Linked DNA regions of Homo sapiens: region 2 is linked to region 1. Evidence: chromatin loops called from intact Hi-C (ENCODE). Cell type or tissue: heart right ventricle. All regions are shown on one strand.

The links. Hi-C counts contacts between places; a loop is a spot of excess contacts. Peaks named below come from ENCODE experiments on the same cell type or tissue, not always from the same donor. Only the 100,000 strongest peaks of a DNase experiment are listed, where the experiment ranks them.
Region 2: a loop joins it to region 1, with 2.4 times the contacts of the local background. A loop is called at or near these places in 8 of 110 quality-filtered maps.

What each region holds. Positions count from the first base shown.
Region 1 is chr17:5,352,353-5,360,352 of GRCh38, reverse strand. RABEP1 (rabaptin, RAB GTPase binding effector protein 1) reads right to left here. Exons shown (of 18, transcript NM_004703.6): 8 at 5,863-5,994. Among named protein-coding and RNA genes, the nearest start is that of NUP88, 63 kb to the left of the region's middle. In heart right ventricle, no CTCF peak of the experiment used is centred here; a DNase peak (open chromatin) is centred at 4,798; H3K27ac peaks cover 1,725 bases.
Region 2 is chr17:5,403,971-5,411,970 of GRCh38, reverse strand. It overlaps NUP88 (nucleoporin 88), which reads left to right. Exons shown (of 17, transcript NM_002532.6): 4 at 1,182-1,268; 5 at 3,062-3,238; 6 at 6,728-6,914; 7 at 7,725-7,872. Among named protein-coding and RNA genes, the nearest start is that of NUP88, 12 kb to the left of the region's middle. In heart right ventricle, no CTCF peak of the experiment used is centred here; no DNase peak of the experiment used is centred here.

The DNA of each region.
Region 1 (8,000 bases):
CTGACCTCGTGATCCCCCGACCTCAGCCTCCCAAAGTGCTGGGATTACAGGCGTGAGCCACCGCACCCGGCCCAAGAATGTGGTATTTTCCAGCAAGGTGTAATCAACATGTTCAATGTTGTATACTATGCGAAAGCAGATGCAAAAAGTCACATATTATGTAATTCCATCTATTTAAAATGTCCAGAACAAGTAAATCCATAGAGCCATAAAGCAAGTTAGTGGTTACTAGAGGCTAGGGCAAAGGGAAAATGGCGAGTGACTCTAATGGGTTATGAGGTCTCCTTTGGGAGTGATAAAAATGTTTTCAAACTAAAAACATTTGTGTATATATGCAATGCCACTGAATTGTACACTTTAAATTTTATGTTACATGAATTTTATCTCAATTTTTAAACAACGTGGTACAGCACATTCCTGAAGGCAAAAAGCAAACCAGTGCCATTACATGAAGCAGTTGCATAGTTAGTGGGAAATAAGAAAAATGATTTAAAGAAAAATGTAACAAGTTTTCCTTCCAACTAAATTTATTCCATTTAAATGACAATGTTTTAAGATAATATCCTTTCTACGTTTTGTTGTTAAACGCCCTGTTTTAAATGAACCAGAGGAGACTGTGGAATACAGTTGTTGTTACTGGCAAGCTCATGTAACCTATTTTTTTTAATGTTTTAAAAATATTCTTGGTGTAATAAAAAGGTGACAAATTTTGAGTTAATGCCTCCATTTCTTTCCTTTTAAAGATTGTTACTCATCTGAAACTGCAATGGCTAAGAACACAAATCTCGTATATATTAAGCTTACTATGGCAAAGATCCCAAGTAAGTATCCTAATAAAAACTGGGATAAGCCATTCTGTTAGTTTACAAATAACCCTAACACCCACTGCTATGTATCATATACAGTGCTGCTGTGATACTGAAGAGGGAAGGGGCTAGGGATAGAACAGTTGTGAGGGCCATTTGAAAAACATCAGACTGGCTGGGCGCAGTGGCTCACACCCGTAATCCCAGCACTTTGGGAGGCCGAGGCGGGCAGATCACAAGGTCAGGAGATCAAGACCATTCTGGCTAGCATGGTGAAACCCCGTCTCTATTAAAAATTACAAAAAATTAGCCAGGCGTGGTGGCAGGTGCCTGTAGTCCCAGCTACTTGGGAGGCTGAGGAAGGAGAATGGCGTGAACCCGGGAGGCGGAGCTTGCAGTGAGCCGAGATCACACCACTGCACTCCAGCCTGGGCAACAGAGCGAGACTCCGTCTCAAAAAAAAAAAAAGAAAACATCAGACTACAGGCCTGGCGCAGTAGCTCACGCCTGTAAATCCAACACTTTGGGAGGCTGAGGTGGGAGGATAGGTTGAGCCCAGGAGTACAAGACCAGCCTGGGCAACATAGAGAGAACTCCTTTCTACAAAAAAATTTAAAAATTAGCCAGGCATGGTACCACACGCCTGTAGTCTCAGCTACTCAGGAGGCTGAGGCAGGAGGATTGCTTGAGCCCAGGAGATCGGGGCTGTAGTGAGCTGTGATGGTGCCACTGTACTCTAGCCAGCCTGGGTGGCAAGAACGAGACCCTGTCTCAAAAAACACAAAACAAAAGACCCCACATCAGACTACTACATTGGCAATAATATCTTAAAAATGTTTACATCCTTGAATTCAGCAGTTCTTTTTTTTTTTTTCCTGGAGACAGTCTCGCTCTGTCACTCAGGCTGGAGTGCAGTGGCGCATTCTCAGCCCATTGCAGCCTCCGTCTCCTGAGCTCGAGGGATTCTCATGCCTCAGCCACAGTGAGTAGCTGGGACGACAGGCGCCAGACACCATGCACGACTAATTTTTGTATTTTTAGTAGGGATGAGTTCCGCCATGTTGGCCAGGCTGGTCTCAAACTCCTGGCCTCGAATGATCCGCCTGTCTCAGCCTCCAAAAGTGCTGCGATTACACTTGTGAGCCACCATGCCCGGCCAGGCAGTTCTTTTCCTAAGAACTCACACTAAAAAATAAAATAAAATAAAATCAGATGCATCCATAATGATTTTTGTACAAGGAAAAATTATATATAACATTATGACATTACTTATAACGAAAAATTGTATAGTAGTAAAAAATGGAACCAACTTGACTATCAGTGTGTTAATCACGCTTTTCATTTTCTGTATTTCATAATGTTTTGATTTACTGGAGGCCTTGCTGGCTGTGAAGAAACTGCTTCCCAGGACTAGCTAATTTCTAGAGATAATAAACAACTCACCTAACTGTAAACATGCCTTTCACACACAAACCATTCAATCCCAAACCCATATCCCAACCACCTCCCTTACCTAAGTCACACACCGAGCCAGTATTTCCCCTGCCCTAAATGAACCCAGGGCCAGTTCCAGACAGCTAAGAACAGACCCTATACCCCAAAGGCTGCTGGAATTAATTACCAGCCAGTCCTAAACCCTCTGCTCTGCTCCACTTTGCTTTTCCCAAAGAAACCACAATAATAGCTATGGCCCATGCTTTTCTCTCGCTCCTGCTCCTGCCTCCTGACCACCTCTGGTGCTTCCCTGCTGTGGCCATGCAAGGTGTGCTGTACCTCTGCTTCCAGGAGAACTGTGAGTAACACAAAACTTTTTTCAGGGGCATTGAACTCCCTATGTCATCACTCAGTCACCATTATGAATTAAAAACCAGGCAGAAGCTGGAAACGGTGGCTCACACCTGTAATCCCAGCACTTTGGGAGGCCGAGGTGGGCAAATCACTTGAGGCCAGGAGTTCGAGACCAGCCTAGCCAACATAGTGAAGACTTGTCTGTACTAAAAATACAAAAATAGCTGGGCGTGGTGGTGTGCACCTGTAGTCCCAGCTACTCGGGAGGCTGAGGCACGAGAATCGCTTGAACCCAAGAGGTGGAGGCTGCAGTGAGCCAAGATCACGCCATAGCACTCCAGCAAGGGTGAGACAGCAAGACTGTCTCAAAAAAACAAAAAAAGTCACAAATCAATTAGTAGGGAATTGGTTAAAAGAATTATGGTACATTGACACGCTGAAATTCTGTCAGCCACTAAATATCATTTCAGGGAAAAACATTTAATGATGTGCCAAAACCTTAGAGTAGATTTAAGTTGGGGAAAAAATTTGCACAAAACACTATGTAGTTATAATCTAGATTATGTTTTAAAAGTGCAAATAGAGCCAGGCATGGTGGCTCAAGCCTGCAATCCCAGCACTTTGGGAGGCTGAGGTGGGTGGATCACGAGATCAGGAGTTCAAGACCAGCCTGGCCAACATGGTGAAACCCCATCTCTACTAAAAATACAAAAATTAGCCTGGCGTGGTGGCTCATGCCTGTAATCCCAGCTACTCAGGAGGCTGAGGCAGGAGAATCGCTTGAACCTGGGAGGCAGAGGTTGCAATGAGCTGAGATCACGCCACTGCACTCCAGCCTGGGTGAAAGTGAGACCCTGTCTCAAATTTAAAAAAAAAAGTGCAAATAGAAACACATGTGTTCCAGCCGGGGCAACATGTTGAAACACCGTCTCTACAAAAAATTAGCTGGGCACGATGGCGGATGCCTGTAGTCTCAGCTACTCAGGAGGATGAGGCAGAAGGACCGCTTGAGCCCGGGAGGTCAAGGCTGCAGTGAGCCAAGATTGCACCACTGCACTCCAGCCTGGGTGAGAGTGAGACCCTGTCTCAAATTAAAAAAAAAAAAAAAAGAAATATGTTAACATATGTTAACATATATATTATCTCTGGAAAAGAAAATAAGGAAAGGAAGAAAGAGATACATACCAAAATATTAGTTGTTACCTCTGGGTAGGATGATCTATCAGTTATTTTTATTTTGAATGGTGTTTTCTATACTTCCCAAATTTTCCATAATGAACATTTTGTAGAGAGAAAAGCATATTATAAGCATCAGGTTAAAGAAAATGTGAGGTCTACAAATTTCAAATATCTTTAGCCATAAATCCAACTCTCCAAAGCATCTCAGATTAACTTTTGTGTGTGTGAGACAGGATCTCACTGTCATCCAGGCTGGAGTGCAGTAGCAAAATCTCAGCTCATTGCAACCTCCACCTCCCGGGTTCAAACAATTCTCATGCCTCAGTCACCTGAGTAGCTGGGATTACAGGGATCCACCACCTCGCCCAGCTAATTTGTGTATTTTTAGTAGAGATAGGGTTTCACACCATGTTAGCTAGGCTTCAGATTAACTCTAAACCAAGAGTTGTGTCATTATTCTCAATACAAAACAATTATATTCAACATTCAAACTGCAAAACACCAGCTCTGAAAGTCTACGGATCTGTTAAGAGAGAATCAAAAATAAAAATACTTCTCTGTAAATCACAACAAATGTCCCTTTCCTGTTTTCCCACTTTTCAAACATTCCTGGATAGATTACTGCATGATGAAAACACTATGTAATCATTGGCTGTACCCAAAACTTGAGACATTCTCTTGGGAGTCTAAATATTTTTAAAATGCACAGCAGAATTAGACCAAGTGGTTCCCAGTCTATGTCCCAGAACAAAGAATGAACAAAACAACTTCAATATACAGCACTTTTTAGTGTCTACTAAAATTTTTTTTAAGTTTTTCTTAAACATCAAACAATCTGTAAGCATGGGCATATATATAACCACCAGGATGTAGATTATGTATGGCTCAAAGTAAATCTGCAAAGTAAATAGAAACATGATACCCCTGAAAGTAAAGACAAGACCTGTATCCAATTTAAGTGCAATTCATTCACCAGGCCAGGAAAGGAGGTGCCGCAGGGAAGTGAGTGTGATTCTAAGCCGCAGGGACAGGCCACATGAGCATGAACAGTAAGTGCACAGGTCTGGCTACAGAGAGGTGGAGAGCAGTAAGTGAGGCTGGAAGGGCCATTCAACTGTGAATGCCCTTGTATGCCATGCTAGGGATCTTGGGGGATCTTAGTTTTTATTCTAAAGGCAATAAGAGAAGCAGTTCCTTCACTGATAACAAGATGAGCTTTGAAAGATGAGTAGAAGGATTTCAATACTCAGAAAGGCAATGGGAGGAAAGTACTCCAAATGAAGGAACCAACAGACCAAGTGGGAATACAGCCCAAGATGATGACCAACATGGCTAAAATGTAATCCAGATGATGAAGGGCCTTAATTGTCAGAGTGAGGAATGTGTGCTTAATTATATAGGTAATGGGAGTCAATGGTAGTTTTTGAGTAGGGGAGTGGCCTGACTGCAGCTGCACTTAAGAAAATGAATTTGACAGTAATGCTGAGGACGCAGTGGAATGGGACAGGTTGAGGCAGGAAACCCAATGAGGAGGCCCTTGCCACACTGTAGGTGAGAGGTGACAAGGCCACAGAACACCTAACACTTCCAGGTCTCTCTACTCTACCCATTCCTAGTACCTGAAACATTTTACCCTGTGGTGTTATCTGCCAAACCTCACCCATGGCCGTCAGGGATGAAAACCTAATACTGGTTAATACTCTCATATATGCTACAGGGAGTTAAGCATTTCAGCGCTTTAGATAATCTCTTTTTAAACAAAAAAGACAAGTATTAGCAACATGTACTATTCACATCAAAAAAGATTTTGCAGACATTATTTAAAGGTTTATTCTAATGTATTAAATTTTGGAAATACTGGAAAAAAGAACATCTATTTCAGACAGCGAATGAAGCTGCAACATGTTTCAAATAGTGCTACCTATAATGCCATAAAAACAACTGAAAATACTGTCATTTTTATCTAACTTTCACCTCGTAGCTATGCACTTCTCACTTCTCATATGAACAATGTAATTAACTGATGTATGAGTAAGCTAAAATTGTTGACATTGTGTATTTAATGACTTTAATTATAGACTCACTATACCTCTTCATTTGATAACTGGGCTGAAGATTCTTCTTGAGTTAAAGCACACACTACTGGTATTTTTATTTCTTCCTCAACATCTGCTTTTTTGTGATCCTTTCTCTTATTGAGTCTTTGTTGTTCATCATCCTCCTAAAAGGAAGAAAAAAACATATATATGACCCAAGTAACCTACTTAATAAGTGACACAGTTCTTTAACCATTCAAAACAAATAAAGAACAGAGCGTTATGATAAGAGAAAACTGGATACTTACGCTTCTTTGTTTTGTAATCCCATCTAAGGGCCTCTGGCCATTACAAAATATTTTAATATTATAAGCACAAACTAAGAACACTGGTATAAAGAAGAAATCAGGAAGCAGCTTCCAAGAAAAGTATACTGTATAAAGTAAGGCAAAATAAAAGAAAGCAAAACCGCCTCTTCAAATGATCCTTGAAAAAAAAAATTTACACAGAACATTCCTTGTGATTACTGTAGAAAATAAATATGAAAAAGTTTGTTTTTGAGACAAGGTCTTGCTCTGACACTCAGGCTGGAATGCAGTGGTGCAAATATGGTTCACTGCAGCCTCAACCTCCTGGGTTCAAGCAATTCTCCCACCTCATCCTCTCCACATAGCTGGAATCATAGGCATGTGCCACCACGCCCGCCTAATTTTTTTATTTTTTGTAGAGACGGGGTTTCACATTGTTGCCCAGGCTGGTCTTGAACTCCTGGGCTCAAGCAATCCTCCTGCCTCATCCTCTCGTGTAGCCGGGATCACAGGCATGCACCACCATGCCTGGCTAATTTTTTGGTTTTTTTGCATAGATGGGGTCTCACGCTGTTGTCCTGGCTGGTCTCAAACTCCCAGGCTCAAGCGATCCTCCCACCTTGGCCTCCCAAAGCGTTGGGACTACAGGCATGAGACACCACACCCCACCCAAAAAAGTTTTTATAATGTTACACATCCATTAGAAACATTAACAAATGTATATGAATACAAAAGGAATGATTAAAGTTGATAGAATAATTCACTCAACAAAGATGAGTAAGATACCTTATACCTTCAGTGTCACGTAAAACAGCCTAGGGAGGAGAGACAAACAATTACAATACAAGTATGTACAAGGTTCTAAAGAAGGAGAAAAACAATGACTGATTTCATCTGAAGGAACCAGCAAAGGAGGCCCAAAGGAGTAACACTTCAGCTGAATCTTGAAAGATCAGTAAGGTAAGTTTGCCAGTTGCATGAGAAGAGACAATTAAGGGTTCCAGGGAGAAAGGAGGCACATACAAAAGACAGAAACATGGAAAAGCAGGCCTGTGGAGGAGTTCTGTGTAATGTTATATGGATGAAAAATGGGCAGGCACATGAGAAGTAAAGGACATGGAGAAAGAGGTGGTGAGTAAGCACTTAGACTCTGGAATCAGAGATTGTTCAAGCCTCAGATGGGCCATACATGACGTCTCAGCCTGTTTACTATTCTAGAACACAGGAACCGTATAATTGTAGTCCCTACTGCTTATGGAGAGTTTTTGATAACCACTTGACATAAAGATTTATACATAAAGCCTTAGCACAATGCTAGCACATAGTAAGAGCTCAATAAATGTTGAAAAGTTTTAAATGATCATCTTAGTAAAGTTTAGACTCTTTGTTTTTGTTTTTGTTTTTTGAGAGGGAGTCTCACTTTGTCACCCAGGCTGGAGTGCAGTGATGTGATCTCGGCTCACTGCAACCTCCGCCTCCTGGGTTCAAGTGATTCTCCTGCCTCAGCTTCCCAAGTAGCTGGTACTACAGGCACATGCCACCACACCTGGCTAATTTTTGTATTTTTAGTAGAGGTGGGGTTCCGCCAAGTTGACCAGGCTGGTCTCAAACTCCTGACCTGAGGTGATCCACCCACCTCGGCCTCCCAAAGTGCTGGGATTACAGGTGTGACCATCCGCGCCCGGCCAAGTTTAGACTCTTTTAATGGGCAGCAGGGAAGGCAGGATAAGATCTGTACTTTAGAGCAGGGCATGGTGGCTCATGCCTGTAATCCCAGCACTTTGGGAGGCCGAGACGGGCAGATAACTTGAGGTCAGGAGTTTGAGACCAGCCTGGGCAACGTAGTGAAACCCTGTCTCTACTAAAAATACAAAAGTTAGCCA
Region 2 (8,000 bases), 52 kb before region 1:
TATTGCCTAGTATTTATGTGTATTTTGAAGTTAGTAACGCTTGTAGGAACCTAGGAAGACTGTAATAAATGTGTATTCAAATGGATCAAGTTATCATTAAAAATTTATTAAATACTTAATGTGGCATTTTATTGATATTGGAAGAAACCAAGTTAAAAAATTCTTAGTGGCGTCAGACAAAATAAGTGATTATAAGGGACACTGGATTTCTAAAATGACATTACTGGCCTTTTGAAAATTCCCTTTTTCACAATAGCCTTATATGCTGTGAAATGTAGGTTACTTTAAATTAAAATAATTTTGGTTAAAAAAATTCAGTATTATACTTTCCCTTGAAAATAGAGATGATACGATACTGGGTTTGTTTGTTTGGTTTTTTTTTTTTTTTTTGAAATGGAGTCTCGCTCTGTCGCCCAGGCTGGAGTGCAGTGGCGTGATCTTGGCTCACTCCAGCCTCCAGCTCACCGCAACCTCCACCTCCCAGGTTCAAGTGATTCTCCTGCCTCAGCCTCCCGAGTAGCTGGGATTACAGGTGTGTGCCACCACACCCAAATAATTTTTGTATTTTTAGTAGAGACGGGGTTTCATCATGTTGGCCAGGCTGGTCACGAACTCCTGACCTCAAGTGATCTGCTCACCTCGGCCTCCCAAAGTGCTAGGATTACAGGTGTGAGCCACCGTGCTTGGCCAATATTGGGTTTTTATATAACAAACACATAAGTAGATTTGCAGGCTAAATATCACTCACTCTGTCAGCCAGTTGGCATATAAAGAATAAGATACAGTTCTTTCTCTGGTGGGATTTGGTGTCCAATAGGCAGAGATAGATGTGTGTAGTTGAAGGAAAACTGGCAAGCTTAGGGGCAATAGTGAGATGACTGGACAAGGCGAGTATAGCTAAGGGCTCAGGACGGAAGTGACAGAGGTGCGATGTTATGGAATAGGCTGTTAAAGGGTATTGGTAAGGATAGAGAACATTTCTTCAGGCCCCAATGAAACTCCCTTATGTAGTTAAAGAATAAATGAACTAGACTACTTTGCAACAGCAAGATTTTTGCAAAGAAATAGTTGTGATAAGTGTTAGAAAATTCTCAAGAACTGACTAGATGGAGAGGAAAGTGCAGTTTTGGGAAATGAAAACAGAATTTTAAGTGCTGGTTTTCTTCTCTTTTGGTTGCTAGAATTTACTCACTACGTGAGCCGCAGACACCCACTAACGTGATAATACTTTCAGAAGCCGAAGAGGAAAGTCTAGTACTCAATAAAGGGTAAGTTTTTATTTGAGTCTTGAAATGGTTTTTTAATTAGCTTATTGGGATTATAAATGCAATTTTAACAGGTTGCAAGGTTTTTCAGAGGTGACTAGCATGCTTTTGGTAATGTGAGAAGTAAGTGTATTTTTAGTAGAACAGGGATTCGTCGTGTTGGCCAGGCTGGTCTGGAACTCCTAGGCTCAAGTGATCCTGCTCGTCTCAGCCTCCCCAAAGTGCTGGAATTACAGGCCTGAGCCACCATTCATTTCTTTATCACCTTTCTATGTGATAAAGAAACTAAGATAATATCTTGCATTGATGTTTGCTCTCTCAACTATATGAAATTGTGATTTCATTTTAACCATATTTGTTAACTTTGTATTGAACTAGAATCTTCCTGAATAACTACAGTAAATTTTAAATATAAAAACAGCATGGTTTTATGATTTGCCTTCTTGATATACATGTAATGTATATTTGCTGTAGAAAATTGAGAAAAATAGATCAAAGTATTAGGAAGAAAATGAAAATCTTTGTAATCTCCTATAGCTATAGCCTGTTTCAATACAGCACCCAAAGTTTAATCACATCATTCTACTTTAATCTAAGTTTAATCAGATCAGTTTAATCAGATCATTCTACTTCCCTGCTCTCCATACCCCATTGATTTCCCAGAGTCTTTACCTATAAAGGGTCCACAGGTATGCCACCTGATTGCCTTTCCAGCTTCATTCCTCCCTCTGTGCCCTGGCTCTCTGGGCTCCAGGCACCTTGGCCTCCTTGCCATTCCACAGACATTAAGCACTTCTACCTTAGAGCATTTGCTCTCCACCTCAACTGCTCCTTCCCTAGTTAACCACAGACTTGCTCTCTTACTTCCTTCAGATCTTTGCTCAAATATCTTATCAGAGTCTTTCCTATACCAAGTAGTCTAAAGTAGCACCTCCATCAATACCCTCTTACCCTACTTTATTTTTCATGATATTTTCTGAGTTTATGTTCCATCTTTATTTCTTCTCTTTTTGTGGTATTTCTCTCTCTAGAGGGCAGGACATTTGTTTAATTCACTGACATATTCCCAGACCCTAGAAAAGTACCTGGCACAGAGTAGGTGCTTTGCGAGTATTTGTAGAACTTACGGATCCTGCTGCTCAGAGACAACTGTTGATGTTTTCATGTGTTTTCCTGTTTCCTTTTTGCATTTATGTGTGTGTATATAATAAATTTTTGCTATTTGTATATCTGTGTATTTAAACTATTTAAGATGAGAGTAGAACCAAATAATTTTATGGCCAGCTTTTTTCACTTAATTTCATGAGAATTTTTTTTTTTTTTTTTTTTTTGAGACGGAGTTTCGCTCTTGTCGCCCAGGCTGGAGTGCAATGGCACAATCTCGGCTCACTGCAACCTCCGCCTCCCAGGTTCAAGCAATTCTCCTGCCTTAGCCTCCCAAGTAGCTGGGACTACAGGCACCTGCCACCACGCCCAACTAATTTTTGTATTTTTAGTAGAAACGGGGTTTCACCATGTTGGCCAGGCTGGTCTCGAACTCCTGACCTCAGGTGATCCACCCACCTCGGCCTCCCAAATTGCTGGGATTACAGGCATGAGCCACTGCACCCAGCTGAGAATTTTTAAATGTTAACATTCTTCATAATCATTTTTTGTCTTTTCAGTCCATTGCCTACAAATTCCATACATACCCACCTCCTGTTATTAGACATTTTGTGTTTTTGTTTTGTTTTGTTTTTCTTTTTACTTTTTGTTGTTTTTGTTTTTAACAAGTTGGTTTTTACATCTCTTTCCAGAAGGGCGTATACCGCATCTCTAGGAGAGACAGCAGTTGCATTTGACTTTGGGCCATTGGCAGCAGTCCCAAAGACTCTATTTGGACAAAACGGCAAAGATGAAGTAGTGGCATACCCACTGTACATCTTATATGAAAATGGAGAGACTTTCCTGACATACATCAGTCTGTTACACAGGTAAGTTGAGGTGGTCACCCACCTGAAATGAAAACTCAGTTTGGGCTCCAGTAGATATCATTGAGGCTGGACTTGGGAGCCATGTTTTTGAGTCTGTGGAAATGTTGCAGCCTTCACATGCTTGGCTTGCATATTTTTGAGAAAGAGTTAGTACAGGTCATTTGGCCTTTCATTTCTTCATATTATTTGGGTAAGTTCTATAGAATTCTTGGATAATCACTTATGATAGGCCTGGATTTGTGTTCACAAATTCTAGTTATCCGAACAAGTGCTTATTGTTTATCTTATATGAACAAGACACCACGTAGGCGTGGTAATCTGGTATCTTATGTCCCAGTTGTGGGGAGAAAGATACATACACATGAAAAAATACTATCCATACCACAGTATTGGTACACAGACAGTAAGAACCCCGAGGAAGGAGAGATCATTCTGACTGGGAGGTTAAGGAAATTTTCGTAGAGAAGGAGTGGTGTCATGTGTGACTTAAAGGTCTCATTCAGGATTAAATGAAGTATCAAGGAAGAGTGAGACCATTTCTGTCAAGGGCAGCATAAAGTAGCGTCTGAAAATAAGCAAGTGCAAGTGTCATTCAAGCTTAATTTATTAGACATTCTGGGCTAGAGCTGAGGATTCATGTAGGGAGCATTAAGTGATAAAGCTGGAGTATCTGTCCCGAGAAAATTTGCTGGAATTAAAAATACCTCGTTAAAAGAGTGAGTGTGGGTTTTTTTTCTGTAGGAATAGGGTAGTAGGAAGCCAGTGATGGTTTCTGAACAGAAGGACAAAACAATTGGTTAGGGAGGGGACTGGGACAGAGACTTTTAAAGAAGCTTTTGCAAAATTGAGCTTGTCATTTATGAGAGTTTGAACTTGGGTGGTAATAGAACAGAGGGAAAAATGAAACACAGTAGATAACAACAAAGGAAGGATAAATAAGACTTAGTTACTGTTTGGATAAGGGAGTATGCCATGAACAGAAACAGGTCAGTAAAGGCTGCTAATTGGGGGAGAAGATTTATTTCTAAGTAAATCAGTGTAAGATAGTATTGGACCAATAAAATGGAAATATTCCATGGACAGTTGGAAATACAGGATGATGACAGACAAGAAGAATTAAAATAGAGGTATGAGAATCATCTTTCATGGTGAGAGAGTCTATACAGGATAAGAATTTGAGGGAAAACTGCAGAGGCATAAGGCTAAGGGCTGAGCATTAGAGTTTATTCGCTTGTAAATCGACTTAACAGATACTTATTCAGGACCCACTCTGGCAGAAGATGGAAATACAAGATTGAAGGCAAGGTTCCTGCCATGTGGTTCCTTAACTACCAGAAGGGCATACAACTAAACCAGTAACTATAGTACAGTGTCATGTGCTCAGGGCATCACCGGGTTCTTCAGGAGTGTGATGGAGTAAATGAGTAGGCCTGCTCATCTTGGAAGACTTTAAGGAAATGCTATTACAAAAGCTTGAACTTGAAGGATTCACTAGACAGAATCAGAAGTGGGTACAGGAGAGAGAAGAGAGTACGCAAAACCATAAAGATTAGAAAGATGAAAGAGCTCGGTAGGTTACAGAATGGTGAGGATTCACTGTTGAGTGCATTCTCCTTGGCAGAAATGTTCTCTGCCTTTCACACATGATCTCAGGAGGATTTTGTGGTAACTTTAGTACCTTCCCTTACCCTTTCTCCTCTTGCTGCTGAGCCCTCATTTGTCCAAACCATGATCTGCCTAGTAACGTTAGCCCAAAACCCAAAAGTTTTCTTCATCCTTACATTTCATCAGTCCCAAATTTCTATTGATTTTGTGATTTAAATTTTTCGAAAGTATACACCAAGCTTGTCCAACCCACGGGCTGCGCGCAGCCCAGGACAGCCTTGAATGCAGCCCAACGCAAATTTGTAAACTTTCTTAGAACATTATGATATTTGTTTGCGATTTTCTTTTCTTTTCTTTTTTTTTTAAAGCTCATCACGTATTGTTAGTGTATTTTCTGTGTGGCCCAAAACAATTGTTCCAGTGTGGCCCAGGGAAGCCAAAAGATTGGACACCCCTGATTATACACCCTTCTCTGCATTCCTCTGTCCCTGCTTCAGAACTGCATCATCTGCCTACTTCACCATCTGCCTGGCTTATTTTCTTAAATAGTTTCCCCAAATCCCATTTTGGACCCTTCCATGTCTTCCTCCCTAATACCAGACTGATTTGTAAAGTGAGGCTCCATCGCTTGATTTAAACCTCTAGTGATATACTGTTACCCGGCAGATAGATTTCAAATAGTTTAACATAGCACACAAGACTGTGTACTTCATAAGCCAGTCCTGGATGTCTGTCTAGCTATTTTGCCGTTGCCTTCCACCTTGTACTTTGCCTCCCATCATACTAAATAAGTTTTCTTGTTCTTAGTTCTTTGTCTTTCATGTTTCCAGGACTTTGCATAAACTGATCTCTAGCTTGGAATGCTCAACAATCCCCTTCCCAGAAATCATTCTTTCTCATTTTTCTCATTTATTTTTTATAGCTTTCTTCATTATCTTTGTATCTTTTTGTCATTCCTTTGTACACCATAAATCCTTCTGTTGTTGCACTTATCACATGGTATAGTAATTCTGGTTAAATGTCTGCCTCATCAACTAAACCATCATTCACTGGGAGTATCATCTAGCACTCAATAATAAGTATTTGTCAAATCAAATTTAATATGGGGATCCAAAGCCTTGAAGAGAAGCTACATTTTAGAAGAAAGGATTTGGTAGTCTTTGAATATAGATGGTAGTTAAAACGAGGCATAGTTTAACAGGCTCTCATTTAAGTGTGTATTTTGAAAAAAGTCAAAGCATACAACAGAATCCTGGAGAACACCAATATTTAAGAGACAGAAATTAGAAAAGGACGTTAGAAAATTGTGTTTAAAGAGGTAGGAAGAGAGAACTACAAGAAAGAATTGTTACAGCTGTTGAGTAGCAGTAGTCGTTAACCAGTGATAAATGCAGCAGAAGGTTAAGTGCATTTTGGATTTAGCAAATCTCACAGGTGACCTTTGCCACAGTAGCTTCAGTGGAGTGGTGAAAGCATAAACCATAGTAAATTTAGGGCAAGGGTTTTCAACCTTTGTACTATTGACATTTTGGTCTGAATTATTGTTTGTTTTAGAGGTGCTGTGCTGTGCGGGAATGTTTAGCGGCTTCTGTCTAGCCTCTAACCACTAGATGCTAATACCTCCCCCCACATTGTGACAACCAGTTGTGACAAGCCAAAATGTCTTCAGACATTGCCACTGTCCGCTAGGGCAAAATTATCTCTGGTTGAGAAACACAGAGTGGTGGGATCTGAGTGGGAAAGCGAGAAGATGGAGTATTGGGAATACACTACATTTATAATGAAGGTATGATAGCTGGAGGAAAACAAAGTCAAAGAATGGTTTTATGGGATGAGCATGCATACTGTCAACATTTCCCAAATATGTTTTTACTCCTTCTTTAGCCCTGGAAATATTGGAAAGCTGTTGGGTCCATTGCCCATGCATCCTGCGGCTGAAGATAACTATGGTTATGATGCGTGTGCTGTACTCTGCTTACCCTGTGTCCCCAATATCTTAGTGATCGCTACTGAATCAGGAATGCTGTATCACTGTGTCGTGCTAGAAGGGGAAGAAGAAGATGACCACACGGTAAGTGCAGGCTGCTGTGGTTGTTTGTATCTTCAACACCTGGCATAGTTCCTGACCCAATATGAATGCTTAATATATGAGAAGGAATTTTAACTTACTTATGGAACTTCTGATATTTTGGAAATTAAACAGTTAAAAAAGTAGCTGAAGCACACTTAGCAGTCTAAGTGGAAAGAAGTTAGAAGGTTGCCCAACTTACTTGGTCCACCAGTCTGCATGTTACTTTCTGGTCTCTATATTGCAATCTTCAGGGACAGATACAAAGAGCCTTGGAATCACTGAATTGGCTTTTTTCACAAACATCTTCCTAAAGGAAGAGAGACGTTTTGTCTTCAGAATAACAGTGCACTGTTAGGATAGAGGTGGAATTAAGAATTTGAAAGTACTGTTTGACCCAGCTTTTTTTTCAATTTTTTTATTTATTTTTTATTATTATTTTTTGGAGACAGAGTTTCGCTCTTGGTGCCCAGGCTGGAGTGCAATGGTGTGATCTCGGCTCACTGCAACCTCTGCCTCCTGAGTTCAAGCGATTCTCTTGCGTCAGCCTCCCCAGTAGCTGGGATTACAGGCACCCACCACCACGCCCGGCTGATTTCTTGTACTTTTAGTAGAGACAGGGTTTCAGTATGTTGGCCAGGCTGGTCTCGAACTCCTGACCTCAGATGATCCACCTGCCTCGGCCTCCCAAAGTGCTGGGATTACAGGCAAGAACAGCCGCACCCGGCCCTGACCCAGCTTTTTGCCTGTTTTTAATTGTGTACATTTTCAAATTAACATGCAAGATCAAAATTACAACACTTTTTTTTACAGTCAGAAAAGTCCTGGGATTCCAGGATTGACCTCATTCCTTCTCTGTATGTGTTTGAATGTGTTGAGTTGGAGCTTGCTTTGAAACTGGCATCTGGAGAGGATGACCCTTTTGATTCTGACTTTTCTTGTCCAGTCAAACTTCATAGAGGTAAGCTCTTCAATAAATGTAGTGCTTTTTTCCCATGATTTTTATACTAAGACTATCATAGACTGTTCCTATGTAATGTATTTGTTCTGTGGTTCCAGCCTTTAAAAAGTTGACTGGGTTTTTTTTAG